Regions from separate parts of the Homo sapiens genome. Here region 1 is linked to region 2. The links are chromatin loops, found by intact Hi-C in ENCODE. Cell type or tissue: PC-3. All regions are shown on one strand. Each heading gives the region's core, and the rest is flanking DNA. Links, peaks and the distances in the headings are about the cores only. Region 1 overlaps LOC107984390 (a long non-coding RNA gene). Region 2 overlaps TMPRSS5 (transmembrane serine protease 5).

What was found. Hi-C counts contacts between places; a loop is a spot of excess contacts. Peaks named below come from ENCODE experiments on the same cell type or tissue, not always from the same donor. Only the 100,000 strongest peaks of a DNase experiment are listed, where the experiment ranks them.
Region 1: a loop joins it to region 2, with 13 times the contacts of the local background. A loop is called at or near these places in 2 of 110 quality-filtered maps.

The regions. Positions count from the first base shown.
Region 1 is chr11:113,578,383-113,594,539 of GRCh38, forward strand. LOC107984390 (a long non-coding RNA gene) reads right to left here. Exons shown (of 3, transcript XR_001748391.2): 2 at 11,643-11,731; 3 at 8,018-8,391. Among named protein-coding and RNA genes, the nearest start is that of DRD2, 110 kb to the left of the region's middle. RefSeq lists enhancers at 1-54, 9,122-9,171 and silencers at 6,545-6,839, 15,493-15,612. In PC-3, for the core only: a CTCF peak has its summit at 9,236; a DNase peak (open chromatin) is centred at 9,199; H3K27me3 peaks cover 951 bases.
Region 2 is chr11:113,691,820-113,705,877 of GRCh38, forward strand. TMPRSS5 (transmembrane serine protease 5) reads right to left here. Exons shown (of 13, transcript NM_030770.4): 2 at 8,247-8,349; 3 at 7,776-7,874; 4 at 7,086-7,208; 5 at 5,464-5,599; 6 at 5,039-5,152; 7 at 3,581-3,624; 8 at 2,659-2,821; 9 at 1,252-1,430. Among named protein-coding and RNA genes, the nearest start is that of TMPRSS5, 7.5 kb to the right of the region's middle. In PC-3, for the core only: no CTCF peak of the experiment used is centred there; a DNase peak (open chromatin) is centred at 6,382; H3K27ac peaks cover 903 bases.

The DNA.
Region 1 (16,157 bases), core at 4,821-12,820, 110 kb before region 2:
CAAGGTCAGGAAGTGTGATCCGATGGGAAGAAAACAGGAATTAGAAGTTGGACGGGGACTTCCTCCAGCAAAGGGAGCACAGAAGGGTGACAGAAAGAATGCAGGAAGATATAGAGGGGCTGCTTCATCCCTGAGCCCCTGGAGAGCAGTCCAGGTATTGGGCAGTCCCCAGTACCCTCAGGCAGAAGCAGACCCCAGTCCTCTGCCCCTTTAGGGGCAGATAAAGGGGTTGCATTTCTCCAACAGGGGGCCCAGCTGAAACTCTACCTGCCCTCTGGTAGGTAGCAAGCTCAGTCTTCTACCCCAGGCACCTGTCCATAGACAGCCAGATTTCAGGACTCAGCTCAGGTCCCTAAAGCTCAAAGGATACAACGTGGATGGAAAAAGCAAAAATATTTGCAGCCCAAGCCAAAAGAAAAAAGAGAAGCAACATTCAGGTCAGGGCACATCTGCAGGATTGTGTGCACACACACACACATATATACAGGCTCTCACACACTCACTACATGCCCACACAGCTAATCCACCCACATGCACACATACACCCAAACTCAAATGCATGTAGGCACACACACGCACACCTGTGCACTCACACTTGCAGGCTCACCAATCTGTCTTAGGAGGGGCTATCACTAATTTGGTAATGACTGTCTCCTCTGCACATCTTTCACAGGCCAGCTCCCCTTCCCCACGGCTTCAGGCTGGGTTTGTTGCCCCAGACATCTGGCTGGTGTTCAGCCCTCCCTGCTTTCTGCATCGCTGGACTACTTGGAGGAAAGGCAGAGGAAAATGGTCACTCCAGCAGTGCTGCCAGGACACCAGGACCCTGCTCCATACACCTAAACCTCAGCTTGCCCTTCCCGTGGAAATAAGGAGATGAAGCACTCAGAAAACACAATGCAGTTTCATTTTCAGGGTGGGATTTTTTCCTTCTATGTATCTCATGAGTCACTAGATTAGCACCTTTCCAATTACTGGGAGGCAAAAGCCCTATTATCATAGAAACCCTCCTGCAGAGTGACGGCTCTATTCTTTCTGACGGCAGCAGCCAGTCCCACAGAGAGCTGCAGAGCTCAGCAAGCTGGGAGCCTGAAGTTCCAGGTAACTTCATGTCCTCGTTTCAAAAGTGAAGTTTAAAGAACTCACATCACAGCCTTAGCAGACTTCTCACACTCCACAGAACACGCCAGGACAGCCCAGGAAGGAAGGCTGAGGAAGGTTCAGGAGCACATCCCAGAGGCTGCACACAGGGCCCGGGGCTGCCTCGAACACACTCTGCAAGGGTCTGCAGCACTGAACGTTCTGTCTGAGCTGAGGGAGAACTGCATGACACAGAGAGCATGTGGCTCTAAACTATTCTGGGAAGAGTCACTGGAGATCCTCGAGAGGCCTCGAATTAAAGTAGTCGGCCTCACAATCAGGTGCCCTGTCCAGAAGGGGTCAGATGAACAACTGGAGAGGCCAGACTTCAGTCAGGTTCAAGGCGTTATGCATCTTAAAGCCACACCATGGGCAATGTGCTGAGTAGAAACCTTGACCTGAAATCAAGATGTTGTATACTCTCTTCCTGCCATACTGTTCTCTTTTCTCAGTGGAGATTACATACGGATCCATTAAGACAGCCAGCTCCACCCAGCTGGTAGCTTCAGGCAGGGATGGACCTCTCAGCTGTGCAAGGAGCCTGGCTTCTTCCCCATTATCCTGATGCCCATGTCCCCAACACCCTTCTCCCATGATCAGCCCTGGACCCCAGTAGCAGGTGAACAAACGTATCTGGACAGTTTATTGTGTGCCAGATGTGATACAAGATGCCAGGTAGATGAGATGAATAACAGTAGCAATAGACACTCTATGTGGAGCACTTAACCTGAGCCAGGCATTGCATCTAGATTATTCCATTACCTCCTCCCACAGTCCTGGAAGGGGATGTTGTTATCTCCACCTTACGAACGAAGAAACTGTACCTCAGAGAGTTTAAGGAATTCGACCCGCAGGATTCAAACCCAGGAAGAGTTTGAATTAAAATCTGTGTTCTTACCTCTAAGATATGTCACTTTCCAACATATAAGTGCAGGAATTGGCCTCCCAAAATCTCAGATTGCTGGGCATCTTGATGGTAGCACCCTTCCTCAGACTGCTGTCCCTCTCAAGCTGTAGGTCATCTAGGTTGACAGGTGGTTAACCTGAGACCATGACCCTCCAGAGTGTAAGGGACTTCCTGTTCCATGGGTTTCTGGAGCCTGGGGAACCTCAGCCTCACTGAGGACATAGCCTTCGTAAAGAAGGGAACATCTGTATGAGAGGCAGGGACAGCTTGCTTCCTTGTCCTGTTTCCTCCCTTTTTCTCAAGGCTTAAAAGATGTGCAAGGTCAGCTCAAGAAGGGTAAAAGGACAACAGCCTGAGGCAGAGACACAACTAGGAGCCAGGAGAACTAGGAGGGGTCTGAGGCTTCATGGCACTCATGAGCCACAGACCTTGATAGGCCCCTGTTTATCCCACATTCCCCCAGTTTATATGTTCCAAAGGGAGTTTTAGTAGCAATTTTAGTGCAGTGTTGTCCTTTTGCTTTGGGGCTTGGTGTTTGCCTGTTAACAACCTTCTTCCCACCCACCCTCTCCCCTTTTAATCCATAACTGAATTCCATGCTGGAATTAGGAGGGTCTGCCTCTTTCTGCTATCACCAATGTCTTTGGGTGCTCTGTCTAGGTTTCTCACCAGCTCCAGGGCAGCAGACCTGTGTTGCTCAGTAGTTTGCTGTTCCCCAGCAAGACAGTCACTGCCACTCTCCAAACTCAGGTCAGAGATGGACATGGGGATACTAAGCTACTCAACACAGAAAGAGATCAATTTTTTTATTCTCTATGTAGTGATTTAGCAATGAAACTCCTCTTTTCAGAGACACAAATAAGACCCCAAAGATGTACTGATGGCCACGGTTTCTAACATTTTTCAGAACTAGTTTTCCCTTATGCAAGAAGGCCATTTATTAATAGTAACATTTAATTACTTTGTATAAATAGCCGACTCCATTAAGGAAATAAGAAATGGCAGCAGTGCCTACCACATTAATTGTTTTGGTTGGTTTTTGTTGTTTTTCGTTTTTTTTTTTCTCTCTCTCTCTCTCTCTCTCTTCCCCCCACACCCCCCGCCAAGCTATAGCTTCTGTAGCTTAGTGGATGTTAATTGCATAATTAGAATTAATTGCATTAATTAATTAGTTAGAACATTTAATATTCCCCCAATGGTTCCTCTGAAGTCATTTGTGCTTAAGTCTAACTCTACCAAGGAATAAAAGATCTCCATAAATATTGTGGTAAAAATTTTAGTTATATTTCAATCACTCAGTATTTATTTGCATTAGTTAGGAAAGCCTCCTATTCTTGATTGCCTATCTCAACTTCTCAGCTCTTTCTTAGAGCATTCATTAGCCAAATAACCATGTTGCTACTTGACAGACTTTAGATTGCAGCTTCATGGAAGCCTGAAATGTCTCAGGGACAGGCCAAACCAGAGAGCAAGTGTTACACAATCGCTCCAGCTAAATCGGACAGTCTTCTCTTTCCACCATGTGATGGTTAATACTGAGTGTCAACTTGATTGGATTGAGGGACACAATGTATTAATCCTGGGTGTGTCTTTGTGGGTGTTGCCAAAAGAGATTAACATTTGAGTCAGTGCGCTGGGGAAGGCAAATTCACCCTTAATCTGGTGGGCACAATATAATCAGCTTCCAGCAAATATAAAGCAGGCACAAAAACCTGAAAAAAGAAAGATGGGCCCAGCCTCTCAGCCTACATCTTTCTCCTATGCTGAATGCTTCCTTCCCTCGAACATCAGACTCTGGGTTCTTCAGTTTTGGGACTCAGACTGGCTTTCAGCTTGCAGACAGCCTACTGTGGAACCTTGTGATCGTGTAAGTTAATACTTAATAATTATATATATATATATGTCTATATATATAACCACGAATACTAATATATACTATTAGTGTGTGTGTATATATATATACACACTAATATTTGGGGAATGCACTTTCACTTCAGGCTAGCCAGTCCCTGTTCCTGAAACCCTGGCTTCAAGTCCTCTTCCCTCCTGATCTACCCCTACTTCAACCTACACAGCCATCCCATGCACTTGTTTCCACATAGTCCACTTGGGATCTTGTTTATGTCTTGCTACACTCCAGATTCCCTCTATATGCAGCATTCCCATGGCCAACACCCTTAGTGACCTTAGTGTGTGTGTGTGTGTGTGTGTGTGTGTGTGTGTATATATGTATATATATGTGTGTGTGTATATATATATACACACACACTGTTAGTTCTGTCCCTCTAAGAGAACCCTGACTAATATAGATTTTGGTACCAGGAGTGGTTCTAGAGGAACAGTATATTAAGGATGGAGTTCTTTCATTGGTTTTGGGGTTTCTGGAGTTGGCTGCTTAATATGATTAGGCCCCAAAATGCTAAGGACTCTACTTCTAATAGTATGGAGAACACTGATAGTCCTTGGCTATCTGTGTGCCAGAGGTTGGGAAATAAATCTGACTAAAATTCAGGGAACTTCTACCTCAGTAAAATTTCTAGGGGTCCTGTGGTATGGGGCCTGCCAAGATATTCCTTCTAAGGTGAAGGATAAGTTGCTGCATTTGGCCCCGCCTACAACCAAGAAAGAGGCACGATGCCTAGTGGGCCTATTTGGATTTTGGAGGCAACACATTCCTCATGTGGGTGTGTTACTCCAGCCCATTTATCAAGTGACCCGAAAGGCTGCCAGTTTTGAGTGGGGTCCAGAACAGGAGAAGGCTCTGCAACAGGTCCAGGCTGCTGTGCAAGCTGCTCTGCCACTTGGGCCATACGACCCAGCAGATCCAATGGTGCTTGAGGTGCCAGTAGTAGATAGGGATGCTATCTGGAGCCTTTGGCAGGCCCCTCTAGATGAATCACAGTAGAGGCCTCTAGGACTTTGGAGCAAGGCCCTGCCATCTTCTGCAGATAACTATTCTCCTTTTGAGAGACAGCTCTTGGCCTGTCACTGGGCTTTGGTGGAAACTGAACATTTGACTGTGGGTCATCAAGTCACCATGCGACCTGAACTGCCTATCACAAACTGGGTGCTTTCTGAGTCATCAAGCCATAAAGTGGGTTGTGCACAGCAGCATTCCACCATCAAATGGAAGTGGTGTATATGTAATGGGGCTCAAGCAGGCCGTGAAGGCACAAGTAAGTTACATGAGGAAGCGGCTCAAATGTCCATGGTCTGCACTCCCGCCACCCTTCCTTCTCTCCCCCAGCCTGCATTGATGGCCTCACGGGGAGTCCCCTATGATCAGGTGAGAGAGGATGAGGAGACTAGGGCCTGGTTCACAGATGGCTCTGCACGATGTGCAGGCACCACCCGAAAGTGGACTGCTGCACCACTACAGCCGCTTTCTAGGACATCCCTGAAGGACAGCAGTGAAGGGAAATCTTCCTAGTGGGCAGAACTTCAAACAGTGCACCTGGCTGTGCACTTTGCATGGAAGGAGAAATGGCCAGATGTGCAATTATATACTGATTCATGGAGTATAGCCAATGGTTTGGCTGGATGGTCAGGAACTTGGAAGAAGCATGATGGGAAAATTGGTGACAAAGACATTTGAGAAAGAGGTATGTGGACGGATGCCTCTGAGTGGAAAAAAAAAAAAACTGTGAAGATATTTGTATCCCATGTGAGTGCTCACCAATGCGTGACCTCAGTGGAGGAGAAGTTTAATGATCAAGTGGATAGGATGACCCATTCTGTGGACACCACTCAGCCTCTTTCCCCAGCCACTCCTGTCATTGCCCAATGGGCCCATGGTGGCAGGGATGGAGGTTACGCATGGGCTTGGCAACATAGACTTCCACTCACCAAGGCTGACCTAGCTACAGACACTGCTGAGTGCCCAATTTGCCAGCAGCAGAGACCAACACTGAGCCCTCGATATGGCAGCATTCCTCAGGGTGATCAGCATGCTACCTGGTGGCATGGTGATTATATTAGACCACTTCCATCATGGAAAGGGCAGAGGTTGTCCTCACTGGAATAGACACTTACTCCGGATATGGGTTTGCCTATCCTGCACGCGGTGCTTCTGCCAAGACTACCATCATGGACTCACAGAATGCCTTATCCACCGTCATGGTATTCCACACCGCATTCCTCTGACCAAGGCACTCACTTTATGCTTAAAGAAGTGCGGCAGTGGGCTCATGCTCATGGAATTTACTGGTCTTATCATGTTCCCCACCATCCTGAAGCAGCTGGATTGATGGAACAGTGAAATGGCCTTTTGAAGTCACAATTACAACACCAACTAGGTGACAATACTTTGCAGGACTGGGGCAAACTTCTCTAGAAGGCTGTGTATGCTTTGAATCAGAGTCCAATATATGGTACTCTTTCTCCAACAGCCAGCATTCACCTGTCTGGGAATCAAGGGGTGGAAGTGAAAATGGCACACTCACCATCACCCCTAGTGATCCAGTAGCAAAATTTTTGCTTCCCTGTTCCCACTACATTACGTTCTGCTGGCCTAGAGGTCTTAGTTCCAGAGGGAGGAACACTGCCACCAGGAGACACAACAATGATTCCATTAAACTGCAAGTTAAGATTGCCACCTGGACACTTTGGGCTTCTCCTATCTTTAAGTCAACATGCTAAGAAGGGAGTTACGGTGTTGGCTGGGGTGATTGACCCGGACTATCAAGACGAAATCAGTCTACTACTCTACAACGGAGATAAGAAAGAGTAAGTATGGAATATAGGAGATCCACTAGGGCGTCTCTTAGTATTACCATGCCCTGTGATTAAGGTCAATGGGAAACTACAATAGCCTAATCCAGGCAGGACTACAAATGACCCACACCTTTCAGGAATGAAGGTTTGGGTCACTCCACCAGGGAAAAAAAAAAAAAAAAAAACACAACCTGCTGAAGTGCTTGCTGAAGGCAAAGGTAACCTAGAATGGGTAGTAAAAGAAGGTAGGCATCAATACCAGCTATGACCACGTGATCAGCTGCAGAAATGAGGACTGTAACTGTCATGAGTATTTCCTCCTTCTTTTGTTAAAAACAAAAGAATGTATACACTAGTACTAGAAAATATCTTCATTTTATTTCCTTTTCCTCTATCATGTGATATAAGATTTATTGACTTCACGTCAACATTTAAGTATTGTTAACTTTATGTAATAGTATTTGGGTTGGGGATTGGTGCATTTCTGGTTGTATGAAGGATAGTTGTATTATGTTAGTGTAATTATGACCTTATTATTGTCTTTATTTGAAGATTATATATGATCTCAGGAGATGTGTAGGGGTTCAAGTTGACAAGGGGTGGACTTGTGATGTCAACTTGATTGGATTGAGAGATACAAAGTATTAATCCTGGGTGTGTCTTTGTGGGTGCTGCCAAAAGAGATTAACATTTGAGTCAGTGAGATGGGCAAGGTAGATCCACCCTTAATCTAGTGGGCACAATCTAATCAGCTTCCAGCAAATATAAAGCAGGCAAAAAAAAGGTGAAAAAAGGCAGATGGGCCTAGCCTCTCCTACATCTTTCTCCCATGCTGGATTCTTCCTGCTCTTGAACATCAGACTCCAAGTTCTTCAGTTTTGGGATTCGGACTGGCTCTCCTTGCTCCTCAGCCTGCAGACAGCCTGGGATATGGTATATATATATCCCATATATATCATATATATATATGTATATCCTGTTAGTTCTGTCCTTCTAAGAGAACCCTGACTAATACACACCATATTTGCTGTGAACCAATAATAATAATAATAATATGAAATAACTATGTAATGCGGATATATAACTTACCAGGAACTATGCTGAGTGTGTTATATACATTATCTAATGTATTTCTCACATCAACTCTGGGAGAAATGTATTATTATGGCAGTTTTACTGGTGATGAATCTGACCAGTAAAACTATGTATTTTAAGGCAAATTGTATCATTTGCCTTAAAATTATATCATTTGCCCTGAAATGCATAGCTAGTAAACAGCAGAGCTGAGATTCAAACCCAGGCTGGTCTTGTTCCAAAGTTTATTTACTTACCTATGCCCTTCCATCTTGCTTTCCAATCTACCACAACCTAGGCCTAGAAGGGATGGCATATTGGGTCAGACCATGGTTCTTCCCAGGAGGTTTCAAGTCTCTAAAGATCACCCCCAATGGTTATTTTCTGAAGAAGGTACTCTCATGGGGTGTATTCTCTAAGCAAAATGCATGGAGCCTGCTCTGTCACCACTTACCTCCCTTATCAGCCATTCCGGCCAGTCTGGCCTTCTCTCCGGGTCCACTGAAGCCAAGATGGCGCCACTGCACTCCAGCCTGGGCAACAGAGAGAGGCTCCATCTTGAAAAAAAAAAAAAAGAGAGAGAGAGAGATTAGGGGTATATATTACAGGTAGAGAAAGACACTAGACACATGCACCCATAGAGAGATGACCAGTTGGGCATACACCAAGAAAGTGACCATCTGCAAGCCAAGGACAGAGGCCTCAGAAGAAACTAAACCTGACAACATTATGATCTTTGACTTCTAGCCTCCAGAACTATGAGCAAATAAATTTCTGCTTTTAAACCACCCAGTCTGTGGTATTTTGTTATAGTAGCCCTAGCAAACTAACACGGTGCTCTTCTATGGAGAAGGACTTGTTGAAGGTCTGGCATGATGGAGAGACCAGCTGGGACGCTCACATGCACAGATCAGATGCAGCTGCTACTACAAGTTATTTATTTATTATTTCCTCCCCTTTACCCAGAAAGCTCCAGTGCTCCTGAGGGGGTTGCATGGGGGTGAAGAGGAAGGGAGGTCTACAGGAATAAATACAGAAGGCCAGCCTCCCTGTTTAAGGTGAGTGCAGGGTCAGCTCCTAGGAGATGAAATGGTATTTGCAGTGGAGAAGTTGTTTATCCTGAGGCACCAAATGTTGTACTAGGCTGAACCAGGCAGTGGCGCCTCCAGCCTATCTTACCTTGGCTCAGACCAACTTGGGTCTGGGAGCATAGGCCCATGCTGCCAGCTCCCTGCCATCTCTGAGGCCCACATGCACAGCAGCAAAAGCAGGTAGACTAGAGGATAAAGCCCCAGCCAGGGACACCAATGATCAAAACATTCAGCTGGTTTCTTTTACATGATGTTGCCCAAGTGACTCACCTCTTTGTCATCATCTACTAAATGAGGTCCCCCTTCGTGTCTTCTTAGCTTGGTGTGACGGTAAGCATGATCATATCTCTGCAAGTGCTTTCAGAGGGCGCCCAAGGTCTCTGTAGTGCTGAGGACTATTGAAACTGTTGTGTTATTACTCTTTACAGGAAAGTGTGGTTAGAAAACTCAGAAAGATGACAGAAAAATCAAGAAGCAGACTGAGAAGACTTGGGGTCTTAGAGGCTGAAGAAACTCAGAAGGCCCAAAATGAAGTTGAACTTAGTTGTTATGGCCCAAGAACTGACTCTGGGTGGACAGAGGGGTCTCTACAGCCTTGAAATGTCATAGTCATTTACTCCTCCCCAGTTCCCACCCTCCAAAGAGTTCAGAGCTCTGTAAAGAGGGTAGAGGTTCATCTTGATTAGTCTCTGATTTTTAGAGAAAATAATCATTATCATGCCATGTTCTCTGTGATGGCCACCTCAGATGGGATGCAGGTGGTGGAGTAGAGACAGGCTGGTGTACAGGAGAAGTGGAAGATGGAGTGATGGATAATAGGTGGTTCTAAAGGATGGATCCAAGACTAGCTTAGGATGCAACCACCATACAATACTGTTCTCCATCCAGAAACCTACCAGGGCCATCAAGCAAAACCTTTGGAAAAGAGAAGGCACAGACAGAACAGTAAATTATAAAGAAGCTTGTTTTCTTGCAGTCAGGCTGGGACAAACTTCAGCAAGAAGAATAGTGAAATTCAACAAAGACAGATTTTCCCCACCCACTTCATGCCAAAGAAGGACAATCACATGCCTACCTCTCAGAAACTTTCTCTAGAAGGGGAGAAAAGAAGGGGAAAAGAGATCCCAAAATGGAAAACCATTTCAGCCTGTTCTTTTTTAAAAGCTTTATTGAAGTATAATACGGTGTACCTTTTTTTAATTTCTTTTTTTTTTTCCGTTGAGACAGAGTCTGACTCTGATGCTCAGGCTGGAGCATAGTGGCACGATCTCAGCTCACTGCAATCTCCGCCTCCCGGGTTCAAGTGATCCTCTCACCTCAGCCCCCCAAGTAGCTAGGACTACAAGCGCATGCCACCACGCCAAGCTAATTTTTGTAGTATTAGTAAAGTCGGGGTTTCACCATGTTGGCCAGGCTGGCCTCGAACTCCTGACCTCAAGTGATCCACCCACCTCAGCCTCTCAAAGTGTTGGGATTACAGGTGTGAGCCACCACACCCAGCCTCAGTGTAGCTAAAGTGTAAAATGTGATGAGTTTCAACATATGTGTGTACCAGTAAAGCCATCACCACAATCAAGATAACAAACATCCTCATCATACGTAAAATATCCTGTGCCCCTTTGTAATCCATCCCTGCCTCCACTCCCATCCTCAAAACACCACTGATGTGCTTTCTGTCACTATAGATTAATTTGTATTTTGTACAATTCTTTATGAATGGAATTATACAGCACCTACTCTGCATCAATAATTTGTTCCTTGTTATTACTGAGCATCATTCCATTACATGGATATGTCACAATTTGCTTATCCATTCACCTGGCAATGGCCATTTGGGTTGTTTGCAATATTTGGCAGCCTCAAATAAAGCTGCCATCAACCTGTATAAGAAGGTAAAAAGCAGGCCAATATTTGACTATGGTTTGCCCAGGGCAGGGATCATCTCTCCTTGACAACTCTATTCATGACAACTGTAAAGCTTCCTGTTTTATAAGACTTTAGGGTTTAAGATCTTTAACCTTCATGGCCTCGTTAGGTATTCAGGTAGGTGATGTAGGTTTTAGGCATGATGGCAGGAAATGAGAACATGCTGATCACCTGCTACGTTCAGGCACTGCACTAAATGTTGTGGGGTTCAGAAGGGATATATGACATGCCCTGAAGGATCTTGCATTTTAACACTTTGCAGATGAGGGCACTGAAGCCCTAAGCAGCTGGGAACCTTGCCCAGGGACACTCAAGTGAGAAGAGTTAGCTAAGAAGCAGAGCTCAGGTAGTCAATCTTCCTGTCCAATGAGTCCTCCACACACATGCTGTGTGTGGGTCCCATCTGAACTGGATCATGACCAAGAGACAAAAAGGAAAGCAGGGAGGGAGCAAGGTAAAGAACAGGTATGCAAAGTTATATTCTACCCGATGACCCTCCTCCCCCGACACACGCCAGCTAGAGCTCCAGGAGACATCCTCCGCATCTCTGGCTCCATTTCCAACCTGGCTTATAACTTTCTACTCTTGTCCCTTTTCCCCCACCTGTGGCTAGACTGTTATCTGTGAGGAGAAAATGATGAAGAGGCTTTCCCACATGAGGAGATGGGTTCTGAGCCTTTCGAGCTGATCCAGGGCTCCCCTTTCTTGAGTTATTTTGTAGAGACAATTGCTAAACACCTTCCAGAATCAAAGTTCTGTTTTAGAAGGAATCCCTGTCTTGCTGTACCCACCATATTGCAGCGGGTCTTGCAGGTGGCCAAGTCAGTAGAAAGCTCCATGATGATTGGCTCTTGTCCCCAGCCTCCATGGGTAGGTACAGCTGGGAATAGAAGAGAGACACAGATTAAGAAGCCTCAGGCTCTGCTTTCGGGGCAGTCAATGTGGTAGGAATACAAGCCCCCACACGTATATCAGTGCTTCATTCCTTTTAATGGCTTTAGTATATTTTATTGTACAGATATGCCACATTTTGTTTATCCATTCATCCGCTGATGGACATTTGAAATGTTTCCACTTTTTAGTTATTATGAATAATGCTACTATGAATATTTACATTTTGGTGTGCAGAGGAGTGCATACGACAGAGGCAATAAACTCATCTTACAGCTTTGCAATAGCCATAGCAAGACTGACAGGCAGCAAGGGGAACTGGAGAGTTTGGTGGGCTGTCTGGGAAGGCCGCCTGGAGGAGGCAACTTTTGAACCACTCTTAAAAACTTCATTTTAATACAGGGAGAAGAAGGGCCAGGGTGAGGTGGGCTAATGGGTAGGGGGGGAAAGACAAAAAGAAGGTATTCTACGCAGGCTGAGAAATACCAGACTTCACTTGCAGAAGCTCGGGTATGGATTGGAGTATCAGGTAGATCAAGGAAGAAGAACAAGAACTAATCTTTGGTGAGTGGACTTTGTGCTTCAGGTATGATTCCTACATGAGCCTCATTAGCTCATTAACCTTATTCTAAAACTAAGCTTTCTATGGAAAGAGCTCAGGATCTGGTCAAACAGCCCTAAGTCCCCCATTTAGCACTTATGTGACTTTAACCCGAATCTCAGTTTATTTGTATATAAAATGGAGAATATAGCAGTGACCATCCTCTACTCCATGACATGCCATGGTACAGAGTGCACATCTAAAACACAGAAGCAATGCCAGAATAAAGGGACCTCCCACAAACCACTCAGGACTGTCTCCAGCATGCACCTTCCTCCAGCTCTGTTCTGTTCTGAGTGTTTTCAAGAGGAGTCCTTAGGAAGAGTCCTCTCTGAAACTCCTGAGCCTGCCCAGGAGAACCTAGAAGGCACCAAAAACACACTATCTGCCCAAGGGAAATAGATGGATCCCATTTAGCAGAAGAGCTCCTTAGCTAAACCACAGGAAAGCCTTGGCCACAGATCTCACAGAGACTTATCTAGGCTTGGGCAGGGGAAAGCGGTCTGCTTTTCAGGGCTGAAACACAACCTGCAGCACTGCTGCTGTCCCTGCTGCAGCACCCCCGGGCACGAGCTGTCTGGAAAGGCTGCTGCCCCACCAGCCACTCCAGACATGGCCCTTAAGCCTGAGCATGCTGGGGCCTGGGAGCCTCAGGGCACAGCATTTCCAGTCTCTGGCTGTAATCACAGCTAATTGAATGTCTGCTGATGCCAAAATTGGCTTCTGATTGAATTCAGAACTTTTGTTTAATTAATTATCATCCACTTGAGTACTGCTGCTTCCCTCAGACCAGGTGGTTAACTGTTTCCTCTCTTCTGAGACTGTTGTCTTCCCCCTGAGCCCTAACACTTATACTAAAGAGTTAATCTGCTTCCGGGGAGATGCCTCACTCTGGTTGCAAAGAGGGTGAGGCAAAATGTCAAGGAGTCAAGAAAGTGGAAAGGCACCCAAAATGGGAGAAAACATTTGCAAATCTGATAAAGGTCTAGTATCCGAGTACATAAAAAACGCTTACATCTCAGCAATTTTTAAAACCCCAATTAAAAAACAAGCAAAAGATGCAAATAGACATTAATATATGTCTTCTTTCAAAAAAAAATTTTTTTTTGAGACAGCGTTTTGCTCTGTCGCCCAAGTTAGGGTGCAGTGGCACGATCTTGTCTCACTGCAACCTCCGCCTCCCAGGTTCAAGCAATTCTTCTGCCTCACCCTCCCGAGTAGCTGGGACTACAGCCACGTGCCACCGCACTCAGCTAATTTTTTGTATTTTTGGTAGAGACGGGGTTTCACCATGTTAGCCAGGATGGTCTTGATCTCCTGACCTCGTGATCCGCCCACGTCGGCCTCCCAAAGTGCTGGGATTACCGGCATGAATTACTTTTAACTTTGCAAAAAGATCATTGTCTATGTTATATCTGGGGATTTAAGTTTTTCATTTATATTGAGAATATTCATTTGTATTGATGTGGTGGCAGTAGTGGTGAACTTTATAATTCATAGGCATCGGCGCACTGGCAAATTTTTACAAACCAGCTTTCCAGAAAATAAAATGTCAGCATATGTAAGTTTATTATCAATTTTATTGATAAAAAGAATGTGTTGCACAAATTTACAAATAATAATATACAATCTTCTTTATTATGATTTTAATGTAGCCAATTGATTCTCACAGACTGCTTTTATTGATTTTTGCCAAACTTTTGTATCCATAGCCAATCTCTGATTGCAGTTGAGTTAGCGTAGTTCTCACGAATAAGATGGAAGTAAAGCAATGAAGATAGATCTTAGACTTCACTTGTTTGTCAACAGCATGAAAAATTTTATTGCTGAATTAGGTAATAGTTTTCAAATACGAGACACTATTTTCGTAATTTTTGTGCTATCCACAATGTAACAGCTATAGACATAATGCTTTTTTTTTTTTTTTTTTTTTGAGATGGAGTCTTGCACTGTTGCCAGGGCTGGAGTGCAATGGCGCGATCTCTGCCTGCCGGGTTCAAGTGATTCTCCTGCCTCAGCCTCCCAAGTAGCTGGGATTACGACCACCTGCCACCATATCCAGCTAATTTTTTGTACTTTTAGTAGAGATGGGATTTCACTATGTTGGCCAGGCTGGTCTCAAACTCCTGACCTCAGGTGATCTGCCCGCCTCAGCCTCCCAAAGTGCTGGGATTACAGGCATAAGCCACTGCTCCCGGCCGACATAATGCATTTTTAAGTTTAATCGCCATTACTAACATTTTCTCCATCATTTTCTTAAGTCTGACAATCATCCCGAAAAAGAAACAAACAAGCCTTGATTTGTAGTGTTTTTGCCCATTTTTCCAAAAATACTCCCACTGTGGCCAATTTCCTGCCATTAACATGACATCACTAAACACAGAGTTGAGATGAAGTATTCAGTAGAAATCATAATACAGAATTTCCACCATATAGATCCAATATATATTAATAACCTCAAGAGCATAGAGAATGGTAAAATGTAGTAAAATAATTAGTGATGAGCTTTTAGTATTTACTACTTTTGCTTTTAATATAATTTATTTCATTGTAAGCATATATAATTTGATTGTTAACAATTGCTGTGTTTAATAGCCAGTTCGCAGAATTTCTGGTATGAGCCGGCTTCAGCACATCATTACAGTTTACAGAATATAGAAATGGAATTGCGAGAGTTAGAGATGGGATGCACAGGACTCAAGGTCTGGGTGTGGTCATTGATAAGACCCTGGGCTGTCTCCCTTTAGAGAGAAGGTGAGTCCTTCACTTTGTACGTGGGATAGTTTCATAATGGTAACAGGATATTTTTTGACAGGGAGAGGGTTAGTGAAAATATGAGAAGAATGTATATAAATCTTGGGTAGCCACAATAGTGGATCCATTTATAGGTGTGTACTGGCTTTGGCTACTCTTTATACAAATACCCTTCCAATTTGGGGTGTAAGTCAGAAGTCTACCTGGGTGGCAGGCCCCTCACATCCACTTTAAAAGCCAAAAGAAGTCTCTGTCCCCTCAGTCTGCCCTTGGTCCTGCGGTCAGAATGTGCTGCCAGGGTTTGGCCAATCAGAACTCAACTTGCGTTGTGAATTTGCAGACAAAGTTTCAAAGACACAAATCACTGGTGGCAGCAGTAGTGATGACAGAGCAGAGAGGAAGTGGTGGTGGCCACAGTCCCAGTGGTGACGGAGTCAGTGGTCACAAAAAATCTGACCGCTCCTGAGGCATAAGCTTTGCTGGGTCTTCAGCACCCCGGTTTCCACTGGCTCCTGCAAGATTGTGGAACCAAGGTTCCAAGCCTTTTCATCCACCCTGTCAACTACCAGATATTTTTCCAGTACATTTGTTTTCTGCTTAAGTTAGCCAGAACCCACTTCTGGTTTTGCAACCATAAGCCCTGACTGATATAGAAATCTAGTGTGTATGTGGGGGTGGGGGAATTGCTGGATTGAAGGGAATGTGCATTTTTTACTTTTATTCACATTGTGAAATCAAGTACCAAAAAAGCCTTTACCAAGTTATATTCCTACTAAAGTGTGGGAGAGCACCCCTTCTAAAACTGAGCACGATCAACCCTGTTACTCTTTGCCAAATTAAAAAGCAAAAGTGACATGTCATTTGGATTTGGATTTCCCTGATTATTAGTGAGGCTCAACATCACTTCATATGTTTTTTGCCCACAGTACTTGTATTCTCTTTATTATCTAAGTATGCCCTTCGTCATTGTTTCTTAGGTTATTTGATTTCTCTTGTTTGATTTATAGTAGCTATTTCCTTTGTCTGTCAGATACAGTCAGCCTTCCATATTCATGGGTTC
Region 2 (14,058 bases), core at 2,860-10,859:
TAATATAGTCGTATTTTTCTTTTAAATACACTTATTTCGGTCAACTAAGAAAGTTTTCTTTTCCTTTTTTTTCTTTTTTTTTTTTTGAGACGGAGTCTTGCTTTGTCACCCAGGCTGGAGTGCAGTGGCATGATCTCAGCTCACTGCAATCTCTGCCTCCCAGGTTCAAGTGATCCTCCTGCCTCAGCCTCCCGAGTAGCTGGGACTACAGGCATGAGCTACCACACCCAGCTCATTTTTGTATTTTTAGTAGAGACGGGGTTTCACCATGTTGGCCAGGCTGGCCTTGAACTCCTGACCTCAAATGATCTGCCCACCTCACCCTCCCAAAGTGCTGGGATTACAGGCGTGAGCCGCCATGCCCAGCCTTAGAAATATCTGTTGAACGATAGTTCACGTATGTGATACAATTTGTGAAATGTGTATGGCAATGACTGTTATTTGGGAAACTTAAGGCTACAGGTAATGACGGGAGGAAGGAGTGTTAAGTATATGTGAACGTATATGTGTGTGTACAGTGTGCATGTTTGTGTGTGTGGTGTGTGTGCGCAAGTGTGTTCATGTGAGCACGTACATGTGAGCATGTGTGAATGCTCACGTGTGAGTCTATGTGCACATGACTGTGTGAGTGCATGTGTGTGTGTGTTTGTAGGTGAATGCCCACATGCACGTGTGTGTCGGGGAGAGTGGCTGCTGGTATAGCTCCAGCCTGGGCTCACGGGCAGGTGCAGCAGCAGGAGGAGCCCTGGCATCAGGCTTAGGAACTGTTTGCCACATGACCTTGAAGAGAGTTGCTTCCCTCCCTGCACTGCAGTGCTCTTGTCTGTATCTACCTGTTTCAACTATCTATCAGGGTTGTTACGAGGACTGAAAGAGAAGATATTTGAAAAAATGTATCTCATAAACTGTAACATGGCACCAAATGGCTAGGACCCGAGGCTAGCCTGGGGACAGGGGTGGAGCAGCCTATTGGTGGATGGGGCAGCTGCTTCAGACCTCAAGGCAAAGCCCACCTGCCCCCTAGCCATGAAATGGGTCTGAACCTCTTTTCCCAAAAGAGCCTGTACAAGAGTTGATAACAATTTCAGAACCAGATGATGCCAAAATTCACTAGTCCCAAAATAAATAGAATGTTTTAAGGTTTACAGTGTTCAGAGGAAACTTCAGAAATCAGCTCACCACTCTCCCACCCAGCCCCCGCCCTCTCTCGCCATAGTCTCCAGCCTGCCCACCCTCAAGCCAGTGCCGCACCTGAGAAGTTGAGAGCGGTCTGGAGCCTCAGGAGGGCGACGTCGTAGTCATGATTCTGGGCACTGTAGAGGGGGTGTGGGATAATCCTCTCCACCAGAGCCCCTTGGTGGGGCCTGACGGCACTGTGGCTGACCAGCCCCGCATGAACCCGCCAGCTGGACAGGCGGGCCAGCCTGAAACTGCACACAGGGGCCATGCTGAGCGGGGAAGGAAGGGGCAGAAGAGGTGTTCCTAAGCAAGGTAGCAGGTGGAGGAAGCTGGCCAGAGCAGCCATTGGTGGGGGGGCCGTCAGCAGGCGGTGAGCTCCCAGGCCCCACAGACTATGCCTCTTAGTATCACCCCAGCAGCCGGCAAGACACTGGGCATGCAGTAGGTGCTTAATAAATGCTGCAGGACTGATGGATAGAGAAGACTATGGGTCATCTGCAACCACCACTCCCTCTTTCCTGCATAACTTCCCTCCAAGTTTTATAACAAACACATAGAGGGCCTTGTGTTGGAAAAACTTCCCCTGGTCCCATCTCTCAACTTACTGTGTGTGATCATGGGAGAGGCACTTCTCCCTCTCAGCCTCGGTAAAATGGGGATTACACTCTCTGCCCTGTCCGGCACCAAGAGAAGATCAAAGAGCTCATTCACTCATCATTCATTCATTCCTCCAAGTCATATTTATTAAGCACCTACTATATTCCAGGGACTGTTCTAGACCCTGGGGACACAGCAGTGGATAAATCTACAAAGAGATTTAGTGGTAAATAAGACTGAGAGTCCCTGCTCCTGCAGAGCTTCCCATCTAAAGGGGAAGAAACATATTAACCAAATAATTACATGGAAAATGATTGAACCAAAGATAAGCCTGAAGAAACACAGGATACTGTGAATGTGAAAGTATTTTTAACACTTAAAAGCTAATGAGGCCAGGCACGGTGGCTCACGCCTGTTATCCCAGCACTTTGGGAGGCTGAGGCAGGCAGATCACCTGAGGTCAGGAGTTCGAGACCAGCCAGGCCAACATGGCGAAACCCCATCTCTACTAAAAATACAAAAAATTAGCTGAACATAGTGGTGCCCAGCTGAGGCACAAGAATCGCTTGAACCCAGGAGGTGAAGGTTGCAGTGAGCCAAGATTGCGCCACTGCACTCCAGCCTGGGCAACAAAGTGAGACTCTGTCTCAAAAAAAAAAAAAAAAAACTGATGAATATAAAGAACAAATCTTCATATTATTACTGTTATTTGTGCAGATCTGTTCTTGATACTGAATGAGAGAACTTCACAAACACCAGTCTTACCCTTTTGGAGCAAAAAGCTGGAGACAGTTGGACACGAACATTTGATACAGGACATACCAACAGCCGAACAGAAAGGGCAACTGAGGCTCTCTGTCCTCAGCAGCCACAGAGACTTGCCTGTGCATACAATGTGCAGCAGTCACCACCCAGCGTGGCGCTAGCACAGAGCCCCCACACGTGTGCCGGAAGCCCAGGGCCACGCTGGCCTGCCACGGCCAGCGCCCAGGAGCCACAGACTGCCCACCAACTATCCGGGAAGCCAGGGGCCTCGCTCCACACTCTGCCAACAGAGATGGGTGAGATAGAAAGAGAGAGAGAGGTGAGTGTCAGCATGGTCCTAACTCTCAGGAAGCGTGGCCCAGTGCTAAGCCCCAGAGAGCCAGTGTGGACAGCTCTCCTTTCTTATTCCTGGTCCTAAGTATGGGGGATGGGAAGGTAGAAGTGTTGATTTCACCCCTGCCTGCCCCATCCAGCTGTGGGCCCACTGAAAGCAGAAACTGTATCTGCACTAATGGAGCCCTAGTACCTAACAGAATGCCTGTCCTGTAGTAAAGGTCGAAGTGTTGGTGTGTGGAAGGATGTGTGAATGGACAGATGAAGAGACGGGTAGATGAACGGGAAGACCAATGAAAGGAACTCCACAGATTGCTTCCCGTTTGGTACCTGATTCACCACCTGCCCTTAGTTTCCTGAAGCTGCTAACAGGTCACTCAATAGCCAATAATAATTTCACCTCTGGGGCTTTCCAGAAGAAAGATGGAGTTGGTGTCAGAGGCCAAGGAAGAGAGTGGCAGGTAGTGAAGGAAGGAGATCATCAGCCCAGATCTGTGGCTGGTGAGGGACATGATGGAGGCTTAGAAAGGGTTCGGCTGGGGCAGAACAGCAACTGCAAGAAGGGGCCTGGCAGGCAGATGGGCAGGTGGGCAAGACCCCTACCCCAGGCCCAGCAGAGTCTCACCATAGGGCTCTTCCACACTTGAGGCAGGGGGAACACCCCTTCCTCTCACCGCCACCTCCCCTAGACCAAGATATGACTCACCAGAGCATCTGAGGGAAACAACTTGACCAGAAGTGCAGTTGTTCCTGCAAAACAGAGGTACCAACAAGAAGCTGGGCAGGGGCCGCCCTGCAGCCACACACATCCAAGGACGTGAAGAATGGGGGAGGCTGGTGGGGGTGGTGGACAGTTCTTAAGGCTGTCATGTAGCCACAGCCTGAAGAATACCACCATTTCCTTCCTGCCCCCACCCAAACACTCAGACCCCTCCTCATCAGTGGTCCCCAGGACAGGAGCACACCTCCTGCCTAGTCTCCCAGAGGGCAACAGAAGGACTTCATGGTCCTTGCAGATCAACTGGGACATAGTGTGTTTACAGATGAGAAAGCCACACTGTTCCCACTAAGTGTCCTGAATGAATACACACTCAATGAATGAATGAACGGATAGGTGAGTGTGTGGGTGACTAGGGTTCTTCACCCCATGCTCCTTCCTAGGTTTGCTGTATTCTCCACCCTGGTCCCTCTGCCTGGGCTTTGCATATTCATATTCTTGCTCTCCTCTTTCCCCTCTTCTCTCTTAGCTCTTAGTTCCTTTTTTGACCAAAACTCTCTTCTCTTTCTTTACTCACCTCTTGCCCCTAGCAGTCCAATGTCTAGACCCTCTTAGTTTCTCCTAGTTTCCCAAATCCATAGCCCTCCCGGCTCTCCTGGAGGAGTCAGCCCCACCCCTACTTCCATTTTCCCATTCAGGTATCCAAGACAAGAACCCTGTCAGAACCTTCCCAACTCCAGCCACATTCCTGAGCACAGGAGCTGGACAGGAGGGGCCTGAAGGAACAGTTCAAATTGGAAATGTGGTAATGGGGGTGCCCACCTTTCTATCCCAGGAGGCTGATAGGCAGATTGAGGAAGCCTAGGAAGGCACAAAGACCCTCTCCGCTTGTGCCCCAGTCATACCAAACCATCCCCAGGATCTGGGGAAGGGGCTGCTCCATTCCACAGCCCTCTTCTCTAGGAGACTCTCCAGACTACAAGCAACTCTTAGCCAGAGCAACTCAACCATCTCTTTCCTGAAATATCCGAATTATCCAAATAATGTGTGGCAGGATTCAGAGAGCACTTAGCTTGGAGACAGGAGCCTGGTTTCAAGGCTTGACTTAGCTGCTTATTACTTATGTGACCTTGGACAAGACTCTTTAACCTTATTAAGCCTCAGTTTCCTAACCTGTAAAATGGTGATGAGTACCATGTCAAATCTTGTGACAATAATAACCAACCCTACATTTCTTGTGAAGGGCAAATAGCAGATGTGAAGTGGTGACAGACAGGGCTCATGTGAACTGAGTTTGTAATTTCTAACTAGGAAATGTTCCTCTTTGTCCTCCTATCATAGGCCACCAGTGTCCTCCCCACCGGCATCCCAAGAAAGGAGATTTTTGCTGGATTGACCACCAGGAAGTAAGGGACCCCACTCACCTAACAGCCTCAGTAGTCCTACCTGGGCTGCCACGCCTCCTCCAGGAAGCCTCCCAGTCTAGGAGAGAGCTGAGCAAACTCCTGGGAACTGTTGAGTTTGATGTCAGTGAGGTTTACTCCCTTGTGGTGAGTGAGTCTTGGCAGAAGAAGGGAATAGAACAGGAGGAAATCATAACTGGAATATGTACGAGATATAATACTAGTATAGTGACCGCAAGACTGTGATAATGATTACTGCTGGGGTTTATGCTTGTTAAAAAGCAGTAATACTCCAAACAGAGAAATGGGCTGGGGCACCATTGTGCCCAGAGGCCAGAAGATGGCCAAAAAGACCTCTTGACATTTCCTGAGCACATTGACCAGTGACGGGCAGGTAGAGGTCTCCAATTCCCATCCCACACCAGCCAGGCCTCCCCCTTCACAGGACCCACATCTAACTCCTGTTACCTGAGATGCCCAAGGCTCCAGCAGATCTGCAGCCCCAGGGCGGGGCTCCAGCCCTCATGGCAGACCAGGAGCCAGCGTGGCTGATCCCTCACTTGCGCTTCCAGCAAGAAGTCTTCGCTGTTTATTCTGAAAGATACTGAAATCACAGCATGAAAACCACATGGGAGAGGATGGTGGTGGTAGGGTGGGACAGGAAGAGCTGGACCCAGGATTCTGTAGTACTTGAAGAGGCCTTAATGACAGCATCTGGATCACCCAGTGCCAAGTTCCCTGCTCCCCGGAGAGTGAGACCAGTCCCAAGAGCAGTATCACCCCTTTTGGTAGAGCATTTCAGTTTTCTATTTTAACCATGTGTTTTTAAGCGTGGTCTACCATTCATTGTCACAGCAGCCCTGTGCAATGAGTACTGCCATCCTCTCCATTCTGCAGAAGGAGAACTAAGGCATGGAGTTTAAGCAACTTCCCCAAGATCACAGTGTCAGGAAATGATGGATCCAGGACTTAGATCCAGGTCTTCTGATTTCAAATCTTGTGATAATAATAATTACCAGTTGTTGAGTGTATGCTTTTTCCAGGCTATTATGGACTGACTCATGTCCCCGCCCCCAAACACACACACACAAATTCATATGTTAAAGCCCCAACCCTCAATGTGACTGTATTTGGAGACAGGGCCTTTAAGAAGGTGATTAAGGTTAAATGAGGTCACGAGGGTGACGCCCTGATCCAATAGAGCCAGTGTCCTTATAAGAAGAGGAAGAGACACCAGAGAGCTCCCTCTCTCCTCAAGAGCAGAGGAAAGGCCCGGGGAGTACACAGGCAGAAGACAGCCATCTACAATCCAGGAAAAGAGCTCTCTCCTGAAACCGAATTCCACAGCACCTTGATCTTGGACTTCTAGCCACCAGAACGGTGAGAAAATAAATGTGGTTTAAACCACCCGGTCTGTGGTACTTAGTCATGGCAAACCAAACAGACTACTACACAAGTTCTGTGCTGATATCTTTTCTTAGATTAGTTTGTTTTATCCTTAAACAATTTGTGCAGTAAATATTTATATTTCCATTTTATGGAGAAGGAAACAGAAGCAACAAGAAGTAATGTGCCCAAAGTCACACAGTCAAAGACAGACTCCAACCTTATTCTAATGAGGTTATTCTAAGCCCCAGCCTCTGGACAGCATTGTACCTTCTGATCCCCAACTCTTACCTGGAGGGGAGGGGACAATCAGGAGAGGGAGAGTGGGGATGAGGTGGGCTGATGTTCCCAGGTCCCTAGGTGGCCCTGCTGGTCACACACTGGCTCCCACACACACACACCTGATCCCTCCTCCCCCATGTCCCTGGCTCACTCTGCCCCAAATGGCAAGTTTCCATCCCTCCTGCCAGCCTGGTCTCCGGACCTTGCCCCAGCTAGAGATCAGGACAGTCCTCAGGCAGTGCTGAAAGCCCCAAATCAGAGATCACTGCAAGGTGACACCTTGTCACTGCCCTCACACTAGAGGAGGGAAACACATATGGTTGGCAGTGAACAGATGGCCCTTCAGTGTCGGTTCTCTTGCCCTCAGCTGTGACAGGTCCCTGCTGGGGAGGGAGGCCCGTAGCCTTAGGGGTGCAGCCCACCTGTTTTGGGAAGTGCAGGGAGCAGAGCTTCCTCAGCGCTGGCCTCTGAGCAGCTCAAAGTTATCTCCTCATCCTGCAAGGTCCCGGAAATGGGCTGAGAGGCAGCAGGACACAGATACAGCACTTTAGAGAAGAACAAAGAGAAAGGGTCTGATTTCCAAAGGAAGGTGTCAAGGTGCTGACCTCCTCATCAGCCACCTTGCTCTCAGGCAGCTCCCCAACCAACCTGCTGAGGAGGGGCATAGCGCTCCATCTCTCTCGGCCTCAGCCTCTATCTCTGCCTCTTTGACTCTCCTTTGTCTGTCTGTCTCTCTCTCTCTCTCTCTCTCTCTCTCTCTCTCTCTCTCTCTCTCTCTCTCTCTCTCTCCCTCTCTCTCTCTCTCTCTCTGTCTCTCTCTCTCTCTAGCTGTCTCTCAGTATGTCTCTGTCTCTGTCTGTGTGTGTTCTCTCTGTGTCTCTCTCACTGGGAAAGATTTCCAGAAAAAGTCTGACTACGGCCTCCTTGGATCATACACTTTGTTCTTCTTTATGTAGAGCCTAGATCCCTCCTGCTGCAATTTCACCCTTTCTCCCCTTGTCTGCACAGAGTAGTTGAGGAAGACAGTTGTCCCATTTACCTTTAACACCTGCTCAGCACCTGCTTCTCCCTTCCAACCTCCCCCACACCAGAGAAAGGCCCCCAGCACTGACCTAGGAGCCATGAGCCAACACCTGCACCGGCCAGCAGCCCCAGGGCTCCCAGCACTGCACAGCCACGTCGCATGGAACGCCAGCACACTGCCTGAGAAACTGTGGGAAAGGGCAGAGGGGTATCTGGGTCCCCTGCTCCTGCCAGCCTGCCTTACTTCACCCTAAGTCACCACTATGGGGCTAGGCACCCACAGAGCTCCAACAGGACACCTCCTCCTGCCCCATCAGCCCAGATTAGGGAGGGAGTGGGGGCAGGGGAGGATGGAGAGGGCCTGATCACTGAAGCCCACAAATCCCACTCAATCCCTAAAGTGGGAAATGGGGAGCAGAAGCAGGTCTGGGGATAAAGAGTGAGACAGCCTCTCACCATCAATCATGTGGGGCTGACCCCAAGGAGGATCCGGGGAATGTAGGATGATTGCCCTCCACTGTCCCCACCCTGTCATTCCCCTATGGCCCAGTCTGGCCTACTGGGATGCTGCTGGTCTCCAGGCTCTGCTCTGAAGATCCCAGGTCCTGGGCCCTCCTCTGCATACTGGGCCTCCATAGGGGGTTGGTCATCCAGCATCAGGCTCTGGGGAAATAAGGGCCAGACACCCAGGATCCCCACATCAAGGACTGCTGAGAGAAGTCACAGCCCAGTCCAAGTCCCCATTCTTTAACCCCAGCCATGATTCCATTGCCACTTGTAAACCTCTACTCATCTTGGAGACTCCCTGTATATTCCCACAAATACCTTGCCAGGCTCCCCTGTGCCCTCCTGGGGCCCCTAACCCCAATGACCTTACTCTCACATGGCCAGTAGCAAACACTTGAATGCAGATTTGGCCCACTCCAAAGCCTGCACTCCTAGCCACTCCTTCATCTTCCATAAACATTGAAGGCATCTACTAAAGTCCCTCAACACACTCCTTCAGCTTCAAGATCCCACCCTTCTTCATTCCCTCCTATCTCAGAGGAAGAAGTGCCCCTCCACCATGCACCCACCCATCCACCCATTCATTCATTCCATAGATATTTGGTCCAAGTGCACAGGTCACTATAGGGGACACTATAGGGAGTTCAGAATAAACCAACGTGGACCACTCCCCACTCTGACTGTGTCAAAGAACCTGTAGTCTGGTCCTGAAGATAAGTCATGTAAAGCACTATATGTTAAGTGACAGAAGGAAAGTTCAGCTAAACTACCTGATATGGTTTAGCTGTGTCCCCACCCAAAATCTCATCTTGAATTGTAATCCAAATTGTAATCCCCATATGTTCGGGTAGGGACCTTGTGGGAGGTGATTAAATCATGGGGCTGGTTCCCAAATGTTGTTCTCATGATAGTGAGTGAGTTCTCACAAGATCTGATGGTTTTATATGGGGCTTTTTCCCTCTCCACTCTGCACTTCTCTCTCCTGCCACCAGTTGAAGAAGGACATGTTTGCTTCCCCTTCTGCCATGATTGTAAGTTTCCTGAGGCCTCCCAGCCATGAGGAACTGTGAGTCAATTAAACCTCTTTGCTTTATAAATTACTCAGTCTCCAGTAATTCTTTATAGCAGTGTGAGAACAAACTAATACAGTAAATTGGTGCTGCTGTAAAGATACCTAAATATGTGGAAGTGACTTTGGAATTGGGTAACAGGTAGAGGTTGGAATAGTTTGGAGGGTTCAGAAGAAGACAGGAAGATGTGGGAAAGTTTAGAACTTCCTAGAGACTTGTTAAATGGTTTTGACCAAAATACTGATAGTGATATGGACAATGAAGTCCAGGCTGAGGTGGTCTCAGATGGAGATGAGGAACGTCTTGGAAACTGAAGGAAAGGTGACTCTTGCTATGCTTTAGCAAAAAAGTGAAGCATTTTGCCCCTGCCCTAGAGATCTGTGGAACTTTGGTGGTTTTTTTTTGGCGGGGGGGGGTGTTTTGTTCAACTTTATTGAGGCATAATGCACACTCAAAATATTACATACATTTTAAGTTCTCAGATCAAAACTTTGACAAATGTGTACACCCACATGACCAACACAGTCAAAATATAGGACATGAAGGTCACCCCAGAAATTTTCCTTCTGCCTTTTTGCAGTTAACTCCTCCCCAACTCACAGCCCTGGAAAATCACTGATCTGTTTCTCTCACTGTATATTAGAGTTCCCTTTTTTATAGTTTCATATAAATGAAACCATGTGACATATAGTCTTTCTTTTTTTTTTAATTTTTTTATTTTACTTTAACTTCCAGGATACATGCACAGAACTTGCAGGTTTGTTACATAGGTATACATGTGCCGTGGTGGTTTGCTGCACCCATCAACCCGTCATCTAGGTTTTAAGCCCTGTATGCATTCGGTATTTGTCCTAATGCTCTCCCTCCCCTTGTCCCCCACCCCCAGTCAGGCCCCGGGGTGTGTTGTTCCCCTCCCCATGTCCATGTATTCTCACTGTTCAACTCCCATTATGAGTGAGAACATGTGGTGTTTCTGTGTTAGTCTGCTGAGAATAATGGCTTCCAGCTTCATCCATGTCCCTGCAGAGGACATTATCTCATTCTTTTTATGGCTGCATAGTATTCCATGGTGTATATGTGCCACATTTTCTTTATCCAGTCTATCATTGATGGGCATTTGAGTTGGTTCCAAGTCTTTGCTATTGTAAATAATGCTGCAATAAACATATGTGTGCATGTGTCTTTACAGTAAGATGATTTATAATCCTTTCAGTATATACACAGTAATGGGATTGCTGGGTCAAATGGTATTTCTGGTTCTAGATCACACTGTCATGAGATCTGTGGCTCTTTGGACTTGAGAGAGATGATTTAGGGTATCTGGCAGAAGAAATTTCTAAGCAGCAAAGTGTTCAAGAGGAAAGAGAGCATAAAAGGTTGGAAAATTTGTAGCCTGATGATGTGATAGAAAAGAAAACCCATTTTCTGAGGAGAAATTCCAGCCTGCTGCAGAAATTTGCATAAGTAATGAAGAGCTAAATGTTAATCACCAAGACAATGGGGAAAATATCTCCAGGGCATGTCAGAGACCCGCAGAGCAGTCCCTTCCATTACCAGACCAGAGGCCCAGGAGAGAAAAATGGTTTTGTGGGCCAGGCCAGGACCCCCTGTTCTGTGCAGCCTGAGACATGGTACTGTGTGTCCCAGCTGCATCAGCTCCAGCCATGGCTAAAAGGGGACAAGGTACAGCTCAGATCATTGCTTCAGAGGGTGCAAGCCCAAGCCTTGGCAGCCTCCTTGTGGTGTTGAGCCTGCGGGTGCACAGAAGTCAATAACTGAGGTTTGAAAACCTCCACCTAGATTTCAGAGGATGTATGGAAACACCTGGATGCCCTTGCAGATGTTTGCTACAGGGATGGAGCCCTCATGGAGATCCTCTGATAGGGCAGTATGGAAGGGAAATGTAGGGTTGGAGCCCCCACACAGAGTTCCCACTGGGGCACTGCCTAGTGGAGCTGTGAAAAGAAGGCCACCATCCTCCAGACCCCAGAATGGTAGATCCACCAACAGCTTGCACTGTGAGCCTGGAAAAGCTGCAGCCCATGAAAACAGCCAGAAGTGGGGCTGTGCCCTGCAAAGCCACAAGGGCAGAGCTGCCCAAGGCCATGGAAGCCCACCTCTTGCATCAGCGTGACCTGGATATAAGGCATGTAGTCAAAGGAGATCATTTTGGAACTTTAAGGTTTAACGACTGCCCTATTGGATTTCAGACTTGCATGGGGACTGTAACCTCTTTATTTTGACCAATTTCTCCCATTTGGAATAGGTGTATTTACCCAATGCCTGTATCCCATTGTATCTAGGAAGTAACTAACTTGCTTTTGATTTTACAGGCTCATAGGCAGAAGAGACTTGCCTTGTCTCAAATGAGACTTTGGACTTGGACTTTTGGGTTAATGCTGGAACGAGTTAAGACTTTGGGGGACTGTTGGAAAGGCATGATTGTGTTTTGAAATGAGGACATGAGATTTGGAAGGGACCAGGATAGAATGATATGATTTGGCTCTCCCCTCACCCACAATCTCATTTTGAATTGTAATTTTGAATTGTAATTACCACGCACTGGGGGAGGGACCTCATAGTAGGTGATTGGATCATGGGGGCAGTTCCCCTATGCTATTCTCATGATAGTGAGTGAGTTCTCACAAGATCTGATGGTTTTATAAGGGGATTTCCCCCTTTACTCTGCACTTCTTTCTCCTGCCAGCATGTGAAGAAGAGTGTGTTTGCTTCCCCTTCCACCATGATCATAAGTTTCCTGAGGCTTCCCCAGCCATGCAGAACTATGAGTCAATTAAATCTCTTTCCTTTATAAATTACCCAGTCTCAGGCAGTTCTTCATAGCAGTGTGAGAACAGACTAATACACTACCATCATCATTCAAAAGAATAAGGGCTTACTTCTCATTGAGGTGATCACAGAAGGCTTCCTAGAAAAAGCAGCCTCTGAGACAGGCCCACAGGGATGAAGAGGGTTTGAGCTGATATAATGGGCATTGGGCAGTCCAGACAAAGAGGATTGAATCAGCAAAGGCAAAGGGATAAGAAAGCATAGAGCAGAGTATGTCATATGTGTGTCTGCAGCTCATGAGCCATGAAGAGGAGTAATGAAAATAAGATCTTAAAAAAAACACCAGACAGTTCAAAGCTAAGTCTGCAACCTACTATGTGAACTTGGACAACTCAGGCCATCTCTTCAAATTTCAATTTTCTCATTTGTAAAATAAGAGTAATAACTCCTGCTTTCCAAGGAATAATCTCCCTCCTCGAGTATCTTGTCTCTCTCTGTTATTCTCCATGCCATAAAGTCAGAGTAATCTTTCTAAAATGCAAATATGAGCATGTGAGCCCCATCTCTACCCCATGAGTCTTTGTGGCCTTCAGGATCAAACAGGAGCTCCATGGCATCGCTCACAAAGTCCTCCATGATCTCGCCTGGCCTCACCTCTCCATCCTCACTGCCAGCACTTGCTCCCTCCACAGCAAAATTTGGGATCACACTGACATACGTGCCATACTTCAGTGCCTTCAGGCACTCTCACAACAGAGAGACTTTGCATCTGCTCTCCCCTTTCCCATGTAACTGACTCCAACTGACCCTTCGAGACTCAGCACAGACATCACTTCTCCAGGAAGCTTCCTTCTATGCATACAGCACCTGTTGGGCCCTATATTGTGCTCATTTACTTCCTTCTCTCTCCTTTCTCACTGGTTTTTGCATCCCAGGGCTAAGCACAGAGCCTGGCACAAAGTGGGAATTCAGTTAAAGTACATTAAAGGAGGGAAGGAAAGAAGGGAGGGGGGAGGGAGAGACAGAGGGGGAGGTACAAATAAGATAATGTGAATTAAAATGACTTTAAAAATTGTAAAGCCCAATACAAATGTTAAGTATAATAATATTAATAAGAACTACACCTAAGCTGTGGATCCTTCCCCCCAAAATTTATAATCCAGTAGGGTAGATAAGATCTCTCAAAACTGAAGCAACTCCCGTTTCCCCTGCAGACTACTGTCTCCCCTGCATCTTTCCCTGTCAACACATAGGGTTGTACCCAATGAGGATAAAAGCCTGAAATGCTGACTCCAGGACAGTATTGGCTTAAATGTGATTTTCATGTGTCACATGAAATGTTCTTTTCACGCCAAAACCTCCCCAGTCATGCCTTCGTACTCCACTGAACTGTCTTCCTAACCCTCCAGCAGGAGGAAGGAAAGACTTTGTCAGACTCACCTAGGTCAGTCACCTCCAAATTGCCCCGAAAATCATTCCACTGGACCCAGAGCACCCATGCCAGTTCAGCTCACAGACAGCGCAGCAGCCCCAACATCTTGCCTATAGAAAGAGGTACCAGCCCCACCTCCCTATTCCCTACACCAGCCACAGCCCAGGACCTATAGGACTGGACCTCCCAAGAGCTGCAGGCCTTGCTTTTCCAGGAGAAACAGAGGTCATGGTTTGTATCAAACCACACACATTCTTTCTTGTGCCTACAGATGAGACTCACAGGACACAGGCAGTGAGGCTGCAGGACAGCAGGCTTGGGAGAGCCAGTCAAGCACCCATAAGATAGTAGAGAAGCAGCAACAGAAGGTGAGGTTTGGATTTCTTCTCTGGGGTTGTGTGATTGCTCTTGAGCTGATGTCCCTCTGAGTGGAGAGGCAGGCCTGATCTAGAGAGAATTCCAGGGCATGGCCAGTCTTTTCTTCTGCCTCAGTACCAAGGAAGCTTGGCTTTAAACCCAGCCTCTGAATAAACTGGCCTCACCTCATGTACTGCTCCACCTCAAAATTCAACT